4 separate regions of the Mus musculus genome follow, and all the other regions are linked to region 3. The links are chromatin contacts, found by POLR2A ChIA-PET in ENCODE. All regions are on one chromosome and are shown on one strand. Each heading gives the region's core, a stretch centred on a gene start or an enhancer-like site at or near the end of the contact. The rest is flanking DNA. Distances are from core to core; before and after follow the strand shown.

Region 1 (2,700 bases), core at 22-2,521, 130 kb before region 3:
TTGGATCCCACCATGCTCCGCTACCAAATGGTGGTGTGAAGCCAAGGGGTAATGTCTCTAGAGTCACACCTGTGAGGGATCGAAGGAAAAGATACCTTCGTTTCCGCTTTCTTCTTCTCCTCCCAACTTCCAAATCATCTGTGTCTGTTGCACTTAATATTTTCTTTGGAATTTTCTTGGCTACAACCGATAAGGCAACCCCATTCTCAAATTCTTTATAGTCAGCCTTTCTAAGTGCCTGCTGGGTAGAGTTGGGGGTGGTAGATTCCTCTCTAACACATTCTTCCTCAGATTCTTCTTCCTCAATATCATCTTCCTCAGATTCACTGGTCTTACAGTTATTGGGCTCCATCCTCTCAGATTCTAAGGGGAAAGGGATAGGAATAAATATTTATCAGACCTTTCTCCGGGCCCAGGAAGTCCTGCAGGAATTTACCCGGAGCGCCTTTACGGTGCTAGAATGAAATGTTGCCCTTTTAGATCAACCCTACTGTAGAATAGGTTGTTTCCAAGTAGAGGGCTGTGGGGAGGAAGCATGGGGGGCTGATAAGATATAAGTGTGCAGTGCAGAATAGAGTTGACAGGAACCACCACCGCGGCTGTTTTGTTTCCTGAAGGGGAAGAAAGGTGGCTGACAGAACTGGAGAAGTCTGCTTTAAAACACAGCTGTAGAGGGCTGGAGAGATGGCTCAGTGATTAAGAGCACCGACTGCTCTTCCAAAGGTCCTGAGTTCAAATCCCAGCAACCACATGGTGGCTCACAACCATCCAGTGTACTCACATATAATAAATAAATCTTTAAAAAAAAATAAAATAAGATACAGCTGTAAATCAAAGGTTATCAATCAAAGGTTATCGGCCGGCGATTTCCCTGAGCCAGAACTCAGTTTCCCTACGTGAACGCGTTTGGGGTTGGGCCTCTAATAGCTAAGACTCTTTGGGTTACAATAGAGGAAAGGAAACCCACGGCAGACACTGCCCACCCGAGGTTTCGAGGAGAGCTCAGGGGCTGCTGGAGCTGCCCCTATCGGCTCGGGGCTGGACTCAGCTGGTCGCTCATGGCCGCCGCTCGTTCGCTGCGGCTCTTCCTGGGCGTTGCTGGACGTCGGGGACCTTCTCGTCGTTCCACAGGACTGTCTGTCCCCGCTGTCGCGAGGGGGAGCCCGCTCCCCCTCGGGGTTAACTCCTGGCTCCGAGATCCTGGCGGCGGCGGCGACTTCTTAAGCAAGCAGACGGCCGCCGCCGCCGCCGTCGCTATGGACACGAAGGCCGCCCCTATTGCAGTAGCGTTCTGGGGGCGTGGCTTTCCCGGGAACCACACCCACTTTGGCGCCAGTAGAAGCCATCTTGGCCCCCTAGCTGTCTGCATTTGCCGGGTGCGTCTAGAGGTCCGAGTGTACGTGAACGGCCGAGACGTATTTTTCCAACGCATTATGGGATTTGTAGTCCTCCCATATTGGGGCGGGTTCCACCTTTTCTGCTCCACTTTTCCTGGAATCCTATGGCCAACCCAAATATGTTTATGTTTGGGACAAAATAGCTGCTTGTGGTTCTTCCACATTTAGAAATGATGCTATAAAAAAATTCCTGCCCTTAACAGGGACAGCTGCGATAAGAACACATGCCTTCCAATGTTTCATTCACTAGCTCCATTAGCAAATTACAGAATAAGGCCAGCAAGGTGGCTCAGCGGACCAAAATGATAGCTGACAAGTCAGGGGGACATGAGTTCGACCTCCAGAACCCACATGGTGGAAGAAGAAAACAATACATTGTCCTCTCACCCCTACACCCATAACTTGATGTGGTACCCACAACCATAAATACTTTTGTAACCTCAAGAAAATGAAATAACAGAATGACCTCATTCAATTTCTCTGTCACTGTTGCCTTCCTATAACCTGGCATCCCTGCCCCCCACTTTGAATTTCATTAGCTTTCTTCACCAAACCCAACCCAACATATGATTCAGATTATTTTGTTGTAGCAAAATCCAGAGAATTTTGGATTATTATTATTATTATTATTCATAAAAAGACAAACATTAGCCGGGCATGGTGGTGCACGCCTTTAATCCCAGAACTTGGGAGGCAGAGGCAGGCAGATTTCTGAGTTCGAGGCCAGTCTGGTCTACAGAGTGAGTTCCAGGACAGCCAGGGCTATACAGAGAAACCCTGTCTCGAAAAACCTTAAACAAAAAATTGCAGAAACTACATTGAAGTGGAAATTTTCTTGGGGGGGGGGGGGACTCAGTTATGTCACGAGATGTTTTGCTGAAGCAGAGACAGGTGAGAATGTCTTTCTGAAGCAGGAAGGAAAAGGACGTGTGATGAGTAGAAAGAATATAAATATACTCCACAGACAGTGTGACAAGGCTCTTGCATTGGTTCGCCTTGCACTGACTTGCTGATCTTCCCTTGTCTTGACTTCATAGAGACTGGCTTGCCACAGAACTTTCTGTGATATTCAGGTGACTTCTTGCCGCTTGCTTCTGCTGACTTCTGCTGACCTGTGGAGCCTCTCTCTCAATTTCTTCTGGATCGACCGCTGCTACTGACGCCTGTTTGATGTTTGCCAGTAAGGCTGGACTGCTGCTATTGACTCATGTTAATTGTTTTGGACTGGGCTGATGATATTCTAACAACAGAGATTTCCCAATCTCCCCAAAGAACTACTTCTAAACAGGTCCACAGCCCTCAT
Region 2 (2,734 bases), core at 54-2,553, 180 kb before region 3:
TCTGGGGGTAAAAAAAATGATCAAAATCTATAATCACAAAACCAAGATTCTTAGAAATTACAAAGCCTTGTCACCCAACTCGTTGCAGAAAATTATTTTATAAATTCGAAAACGGCATTCAGCCTTTTACTCAAAGAGTCAGTTCTGATTGGATTTCCAATCGGGCACTCCCAAGCAGTGCCCGGGAATTTTCTTTTTAATAGAGGATTCTTTTTATTTATTTTCATAGGTGCGTCGGTGTTTTTCCTAGATGTATGTCTGTATGTGAGGGTGTCAAAAATCACCTGGAACTGGAGTTAAAGACAGTTGTGAGCTGCCTTGTGAGTGCTGGGAAATTGAACCCACCTCCTCTGGGAGAGCAATCAGTGCTTTTAGCCGCTAAACCATCTCTCTAACCCCGCCTGGGAATCTTAAAACGACCGGAAAAGAATTCGAATTTGTTAACTTGCAAGGAAATAAAGCCTTTCTTTCTTTCTTTCTTTTTTTTTTTTTTTTTTTTTTTTTTTTTTTTTTTTTTGTGACAGGGTTTCTCTGTGTAACCCTGGCTGTCCTGGAACTCACTCTGTAGCCCTGGCTATCCTCGAACTCAGAAATCCGCCTGCCTCCGCCTCCCAAGTGGTGGGATTAAAGGCGTGTGCCACCACTGGCCGGCTCAAGCCGTCTTCCTAACTCAAGTAAAAACGCGGAACTGTAAGACACGAAGAAAAAACGATACATTTAAAACTTTAAGGTTAAAAAAACTTCAGGGCTTTTTGTACTGTCTCACTCCGTAGCCCAGGTTAGTCTTAAACTACATCTCCTAGGCTAAACTCGAATCGATTTTGTTCTAGCCTCCCGAGCAATGCGATTACAGACTATACTCAAGAGATGAGAAGCCCACACCATTACATGCTCAGCGTTTACACAGAGAAGAGGCCGAGTAGCCGCGACTTGCGGCGGCACCTGAGCTCGGCCGCCAGCTACGCCAGGCCTGAGACAAACCCACCCCGGCCTCGAGGAAGCGTGTCAACCCCGCGCTGTCCCCGCTGCTCGCCCCGCTAGTGGCCTCGGGCACAGATGCCCTCCGGAGCCGGCTTCGAGCGCCCCAGCCACAGACATCGGTGCCTGAAGACCGGCGAACCCAGCTTGTCGAACCTGGTACCAGACCCGCACCTCAGTAATGGGTCCCGCCCCTAAGAGACCCGCACCTTCTCCTCATGGTGGACGCTCCAAGCTGTCCAGAATCGAGACCCTCCACTTGCCACGCGCGGGACGGAGAACGGTAACCAGCCGCAGCAGACTTCACCCGGAGTCCGTCTCCACTCTCGAGCCGTTGGACCCCGCGGAATTCAAACCGAGCCAGAGGCGGTGCCAAATGACAATTGGTTACCGCGTCCGCCACTCACGGAGCCCCGCCCTCGTCCCGCCCCTCCTGCGAAGGGCTGCTGCCTAGGCCTGGGATACAGAGACCGCCTAGGGCGTGGGAAGCGCTTGCACGGGGAGCGTGCGGGCCTCAATATGCGCATGCGTGCACCTATGCCCGCCTCAAGGGTGGGGTGTAGGGGTGTGGCCGATGATGTCACCGGTACCCACTGAGTTGCTGCCGTTGGGTTTCAAATTTTTGTGCTTCCTGAGAAGTATTGGGTAGACTGCCAGAACAGCTCGACTTCTTGCTACTCTCCAATGTCCCAAGAGGAGCAGGGACTAGCAGGAAAGCTTAGAAGGAAAAAAAAACCAGGCTCTTGGTCCTGGTACCTTAGTGGACAAGTTTATCGCATTTAATCATTAGAACACACCTGTTAATAATGATCATCACTATCCTGAAGAAAAAGATTTGAGTAGCTTTTCCAGAACGTAGGCGGCAGAGACAGGACAGGGAAATAGTTTGGGCTACAGGAAAAAACTGACTTGCCCAATTTAGCTGTGAGCAAATGGTGATTTGGGCTTTGTTTTTCTTGCACATTATAAGATTTAGGTAAATCAGGAAAACTCCACAATTTGAACATGACATCAAAGTATTTGTGTAGCCGGGCGTGGTGGCGCACGCCTTTAATACCAGCACTTGGGAGGCAGAGGCAGGCGGATTTCTGAGTTCGAGGCCAGCCTGGTCCGCAAAGTGAGTTCCAGGACAGCCAGGGCTACACAGAGAAACCCTGTCTCGAAAAACCAAAACAAACAAACAAACAAACAAAAAACAAAAACAAAAAACAACCAAAGTATTTGTGTGTCCTTTTCTTCCCACTGACCCATAGCATCTGTATCCCATTTTCAATGATTTACTATTACCTAATACACTGCTATGGGAGTATCTCCTTTGCTACTCAGACTAAAATTTGTAATAAAGCTGAGATGAATTTCTTTTTTGCTACCTCCTCCAAAATGATTTGTAGAAGTGTAATTATTGAATTCTCCTTTGCGAAGAGGTACTTATTAACCTATCTTCTGCACCAAACTTTACCTGGAGTATCCTTGTTACCCACAGCACTGGTGATTAGCAATGCGCTTTTAAACCACTAGCTTCCATCTATAGGCCCAAAATAAAACAAAATCTAGTTTATACTGAATTATAACTAAAATTGTCTGCTTTTCTGTATTGGTCAACTGTACCATCTATAAGAGTCTCATTATTTGCTTCTCTTTTTTATGATAAATACATTTATTAAATTTGTGTGTGTATATGGGGTGGTCATGTGTGGAGAATAGAGGGCAACTTAAAAGATTCAGTTTTCTCCTCCCACTGCATGGGTCTAGGAAG
Region 3 (2,700 bases), core at 41-2,540:
GTCAACAACCTCTGTGGTCTTTACCGGTGTTTACACAAGAGAACTGGGAATCTCGTAGAAGGGCTCTCAGACTGTTCTGGAACATGCTGCCCCAGGCCAGACTTTCCTATTCCTTTCCTCAGTCCCTGGAGGGACCCAGATGTCTCTCCTTTGCATATACTCTCTGTACTGGATCCCAGAACCAAATCTGTGACTCGGATGGATTGAGACTCCAGGAGGGAAGCTTTGATGTTGGCAGTTCAAGGCCACTTTCCTGGCATAGCTCCACCTGACAACACTGTGAAGCTGGGTTGGGAAGCTGGGAGCACAGGGCAGAAAGGTTGCTCTCATCTGGAGTGAGTTGGTGTGACTGGGAGAGCTGGGGTGGATTTGTGATATTTGATACACAAAACCCAGACTTCAGTGACCCCTACTTCAAGAAAATGAACAGTGATGGATTTAGCTTGTATGTTTCTGTTTGTTTCCCCACGCAAACAGGTAAACTAGGAGCTGTTGGGCTGGGTTGTGGATGGACCTTTGCCTAGGATATAGGAGACATGGGCTTTCCTTCAGGGCTACATAACTACTAGCATAGAATATAATTAACTTGGGCAGTGGTTGTACTATTGAAGGATGAACATACCTCAAACCTTTACACACAAATGTCACAGAAGTCTCCTGGCAGGCACTCTTATGTCCAGAAGAGACAGAGTCGGCCATGATGAAGGACTTTGGGGCTAGGAGTTTGGCCTAGTCAGGAGCAGAAGGAGGATTTCCAGCCGCCCCCCCCCCCGCCCCGCCCCGCAGCGTCTCATATAGCCCAGGCTGGTCTAGAACTTGGTATGTAGCCTAACTTCTCATCCTCTTGCCTCCACCGTACTTGGCATTTCAACTCTCGATCCTGGTTAGTCCACCCAACTGGACGCTACCTGGGGGAGACCCAAGTTGCCATGGTCTAGGTTCAAGACGGCAAAGCTTGTCATTGTCTTGATGAAAGCGCCTCAGGTCCGTCGGTCAGCTAAACGCAAAGGACGCAGGGGACTAAGGCGACGTGTCTGCAGCTGACATTCTAACGGAAGCGGGGAGTCTTGCAGCCGTGAGCCCCCGCGGCCCGATGGGTCTCCCCGGTACCTGATGCTTTGAGGATATATGGAGGCTCCCAGAAAGCGCGGGCTCAGCACTGGGGCCGCCTGAGCTCTGGAACAGGCCCAAGGGTGTCGAGCAGGCTCCTGCCCTGGCGTGGACCCGCCTTCTCCCGGGTGAGACCCAATGGGGCGGCAGGTTCTGCAGCTCCGCCCCGGTTGGGTCCCAGCCACCAGGGCCAGCCTAGAGTCCCCACCGCACAGCCCGGTGCAGCGGCGTGCTCGGACCTCGCGTGCTCGGGATGGCCGGCTACCTGCGGGCTGTGAGCTCGCTCTGCAGAGCCTCGGGCTCAGCGCGGACCTGGGCACCGGCAGCACTGACTGTCCCCAGCTGGCCGGAGCAGCCGCGGCGCCACTGTGAGTGTCGCACCGGGGGGCGGGCTCGCGTGCAGCGCTGCGACGTGGCGACGTCCCGGGAGGGGGACCCTGGAGTGCCACTCGCGACACGCCGGCGGTCGGGGAACAGCGGCGTGCGGGTTACAAAGGGCCGGGAGGTGGCCTTACACCGAGCTCCCGCGCCCCGCGCGCCTGGGCCGCTGCAGGCGCAGGGGTGGGGACCCAGGGGATAGTGGCAGCTGGTGGCCTGGGGCGGGATTGCTGGGTCCTATCAGGGCTGGGGTTCTCCAGGTATTCCGGGGGAGCATTTCCAGAGGTACCTGGACCCAGGGTGGGGTATCATGACTGCCTTGGGCCTTTGGAGGGGACAAGCGACCAAGAGGGGCTGGAGCGGCCTGCTGCAGCCCTAGGCAGAGGAGGGTCACCTCGCGCTCCCGGCTCAGACAAAGGCGAGGAGGAGAGGCCTCCACTTCCCCTTCTCTCCAATCCCTGCGTACTCTGGTCCCTCCTCTCCAACAGGCCCACGTCAGCTATTTTTGGAACCTTTACTCGACAGCTGGAGGAATGTCCTTCCATTTTTCCCGCTTTTGTTTCTCTGCCACTCCCCCACCCTTCGCTGCGCAGGACGCTCAGTCTGGGCCCTCTCCTGGCCCCTTGCTGGGCCAACCACGAGCTGCTGCATGTGAGTGGGTCCTGCCTGGCATACAAGCTGTGGAGACCTGGCACTGCACGCATATTGTCATTTTTCTGCAGTCAGTCGTTCCCATGAGATCTCTGCGTTGCCTTCAGCTTACTTCTTAGACGTGAAGGCGCAACTCCGGACAAAATAATCAGGGTTTTAGAGTCTCCATTACTAACAGATTGCCCAACCTGGCATGTGGGCATCTTTCATACCCTTGCTACTCAGCGCCTTGCTACAAAAGGCACGGAACAATGTAGAGCACTTGGTGGCCTCTTTTGATGCCTGTTGCCACGGAAATTCTATCCTGACCTGGCTCAAAACCCCTTGGGGTTAGCCAGAGGAATGAGGAAGAGGGGGTGGGTTTGGCTATGGGGTTTGTTCTGGCTAGAGTGGTAATCGTTAACTCACCGTGGGAGCAGCTGACCGAAGCTGGGGGCCAGGAGGAGGGAGAGGGCGGGGCCCTTGACACTCCCCTTTGCCAAGGAGAAAGGGACATACATGTTTTTGTGTTCTTGGGATCTGCCTCTAACCTCTGAAGCCCCATCAAGTGCCTCAGGCCTT
Region 4 (2,700 bases), core at 162-2,661, 210 kb before region 3:
TGGAGATCTTGCAGGCCCTGCTCCTCAGCCCCAACCAGGAGCTGCAGCACCGGGGCACCGTGGTGGTGCTGAACATGATGCAGTCTTCGAAGGAGATCGCCGGCACCCTGATGGAGAGTGAGGTCCTGGAGATCCTGTCAGTGTTGGCCAAGGGCGAGGAGAGCCCAGTCACCAGGGCTGCCGCAGCCTGCCTGGAGAAAGCAGTGGAATATAGACTCATCCAACCCAACCAGGACGGAGAGTGACGATCGGCCCGGGGCCCACAGCTCACGCATCTGTCACCCTTCACAGCTCTGAGTCAGCACTGGGATGCTCGATACTTGCCTCGCCTCCACAGCTGCCACAGTTGCACTTTGGTGTTCTCAGGACACACAGCATACAGCCCTGCCCTGCCAGCACTCAGGAGGGCCCTGTCTGTACTGTAGAGAGCTGAGGCTGGGGGACGTACATCCCATTCAAGCCTGAGGATTATGGGCATCAAGAAGGAAGGACACAACAGCATCCTCACATGCTGGGAGCATCATCAGAGCCTGCCAGCAGGCTCACCCCGCTAATAAATTCTGTGGAACTAAAGCATCTGTTTGTTGTTGTAGGCGGGGCTGCTGAGGGTGGGACACTCAGGAGCAACAGCTGGACATCAGCAAAGTGTGCTGTAGAGCGCTGTTGCTGTAACAGAAGGAAGCCAGTGGGCCCATGGAGAACCTTTGTAGACAAGGCCTTAATATGGGTAGGACAGGCTGGCTTCAAACTGATAATCCTTTCTCAACCGTTAAGAGTTGTAGGAATTACAAGTGCCAACACCCACGCTGGTTTCTTTCTAAATCCTGGTGAGTTAGCCTAAAGCTTAGGAAGCTGATCAAATTTCAGTGTCTTTTTTTTTTTTTTTTTTTTTGTTTGTTTGTTTGGTTGGTTTTTTCTTTTTCTTTCTTTCTTTTTTTTTTTTTTTTTGGTTTTTTTTCGAGACAGGGTTTCTCTGTATAGCCCTGGCTGTCCTGGAGCTCACTTTGTAGACCAGGCTGGCCTCGAACTCAGAAATCCGCCTGCCTGTGCCTCCCGAATGCTGGGATTAAAGGCGTGCGCCACCACTGCCCAGCTTTTTTTTTTTTTTTTTTTTTCAGTGTCGTTTTTTTATGCTGGTCCTTGGATACATTTGTCATGATATTGTGAGTTTTCTGTGATCTCTACCCAGTCTGTGTTTGGAATTTGGGGTCAGTGTGCGCTTCCCTCGGGGAAAATACATTTTTCTGTAACTCTGCCAGGTTGAAGGAGAAACAGGACTCAAATAGATTCCCTATATGGCTAGGAACACCGGTTTCTTAGAGGCTGGAGTCCAGGCTTGGCACTCATTGGCTCAGTACAAGTAAGTGACAGAGCCTGGGCCAATCAGTGAAGGCACTAGTACTACAGCTTCCTGTTTGGCCCTCAGTCCTGCGCTTGTTCAGTAGTGAACGACCTCCTTCCTTGTTCAAAGGGAATGGAGGGTGTCAGGGCTTGGTCTTCGCCCGCCGTTTCCCTCGGATCGTCAAGAGTATCCATTCATTCAGTGGTTCCAACCGCGTCCACTGCTGTTGGCGCGCACAGGAGACTTCAGCCTACTGCCTGGTGGCAGGTAACCCGGCGCATGTGTGCCGGTCAGGCGCGCCCCAGTGGTGACGTCACCGCTCGTGCCTGCGATTGGCTCCGAAAAGCTGGCGCACCGAATGACCGCGTTGCTTGGCGCGGAGGCCCTTAAAAAGTGCTTTACTCCGCCGGCCATCTGTTCCCCGAGCCATACATTACTATGCGCTGCTCACTTTCAAGGTTTCCTGCTTAAAGGGCTTTCCTGATGAGTTGAGGGTACAGGCTAATGGGAAGATGAAAGATTCCTTTGGTTGGGGATCCAGGAGCTGTAGTCTCAGATCTGACTTAAGAGGCTCGAGAGTGTCTGTAAAATTCTGATCCATTCGAGTGAAGTGGCGTTGCATTTTGAACCGCGCGACTGTCTCCCAATTTCAGCCTGAGCTCCCTGGGACCCATAGTCATCACATTAAGTCAAAGGAAAGGCGCAGCAAAGACTTCTTGAATAAACGACCGAGTAAGGTCCAGTGGAAATTGTCCAAATGCCTCTGAAACCCGGTAAGAGCCAATGGTCATTTTCGTCGTTAAATTCTACTGTGTAAACTAAGCTAGGACTGTTTACACTTAAATTTTGATTTGTATTTATTGCAAACAGTTCTGCTAGGTAGATACAAGCAGTGCTGTCCCCACTCGCCTTGTAAAACTGAAGTTGTGCAATAGGATCCAGGTGCACAGGCACGCCCACCTAGGTCCCAGGTGTTTATTCTTCTTGTTGGGACGAGGCTTATAAATCCATAGGACACGGCTCAGCTCCACACTTGCTGTGTGATTGGGAGTCTAGAGAAAAATGGAGTCAATTTGAATGGAGACTCGGGGTTAAAGTTCTCAAGGCTAAGAGACTGGAGCTGTGGGCCTCAGATCCTAGTGTTGTATCTGATCTCCCACGTACATGCCTCACAGTTCCCTTGTGGTAATAGAAATAAGTTCTGGGTTGCAAAGAAAGAGACCACTGTTAAGGCCTAGATGGAAGGTTAAGGCCTAGGTAACCGTTACCTGGACAGCCTGCCATTATAAAGAAACTTTCTCATGTTTGTGCTGTTCCTAAGGAACTTTCTAATGCTAAGATTGATTATATAGTTATGT

The links. ChIA-PET counts read pairs that join two places held with the same protein, here RNA polymerase II (POLR2A).
Region 1: POLR2A ChIA-PET joins it to region 3 with 12 read pairs in Patski. The contact joins the promoter of Ttll13 here to the promoter of Idh2 in region 3. POLR2A ChIA-PET finds 5 or more read pairs at or near these places in 3 of 5 experiments (Patski and embryonic stem cell).
Region 2: POLR2A ChIA-PET joins it to region 3 with 15 read pairs in Patski. The contact joins the promoter of Prc1 here to the promoter of Idh2 in region 3. POLR2A ChIA-PET finds 5 or more read pairs at or near these places in 3 of 5 experiments (Patski and embryonic stem cell).
Region 4: POLR2A ChIA-PET joins it to region 3 with 14 read pairs in embryonic stem cell. The contact joins the promoter of Rccd1 here to the promoter of Idh2 in region 3. POLR2A ChIA-PET finds 5 or more read pairs at or near these places in 4 of 5 experiments (Patski and embryonic stem cell).

What each region holds. Positions count from the first base shown.
Region 1 is chr7:80,244,947-80,247,646 of GRCm38, reverse strand. Ttll13 (tubulin tyrosine ligase-like family, member 13) reads right to left here and starts at 1,271. Exons shown (of 15, transcript NM_177765.3): 1 at 984-1,271; 2 at 96-363. The coding sequence starts at 352.
Region 2 is chr7:80,293,045-80,295,778 of GRCm38, reverse strand. It overlaps Prc1 (protein regulator of cytokinesis 1), which reads right to left and starts at 1,303. Exons shown (of 15, transcript NM_001374624.1): 1 at 1,188-1,303. The coding sequence starts at 1,198. It also overlaps a transcript of Rccd1 not described here.
Region 3 is chr7:80,113,940-80,116,639 of GRCm38, reverse strand. It overlaps Idh2 (isocitrate dehydrogenase 2 (NADP+), mitochondrial), which reads left to right and starts at 1,290. Exons shown (of 11, transcript NM_173011.2): 1 at 1,290-1,478. The coding sequence starts at 1,364.
Region 4 is chr7:80,323,165-80,325,864 of GRCm38, reverse strand. Rccd1 (RCC1 domain containing 1) reads left to right here and starts at 1,411. Exons shown (of 9, transcript NM_173445.4): 1 at 1,411-2,115. It overlaps Unc45a (unc-45 myosin chaperone A), which reads left to right. Exons shown (of 20, transcript NM_133952.2): 20 at 1-573. The coding sequence ends at 245.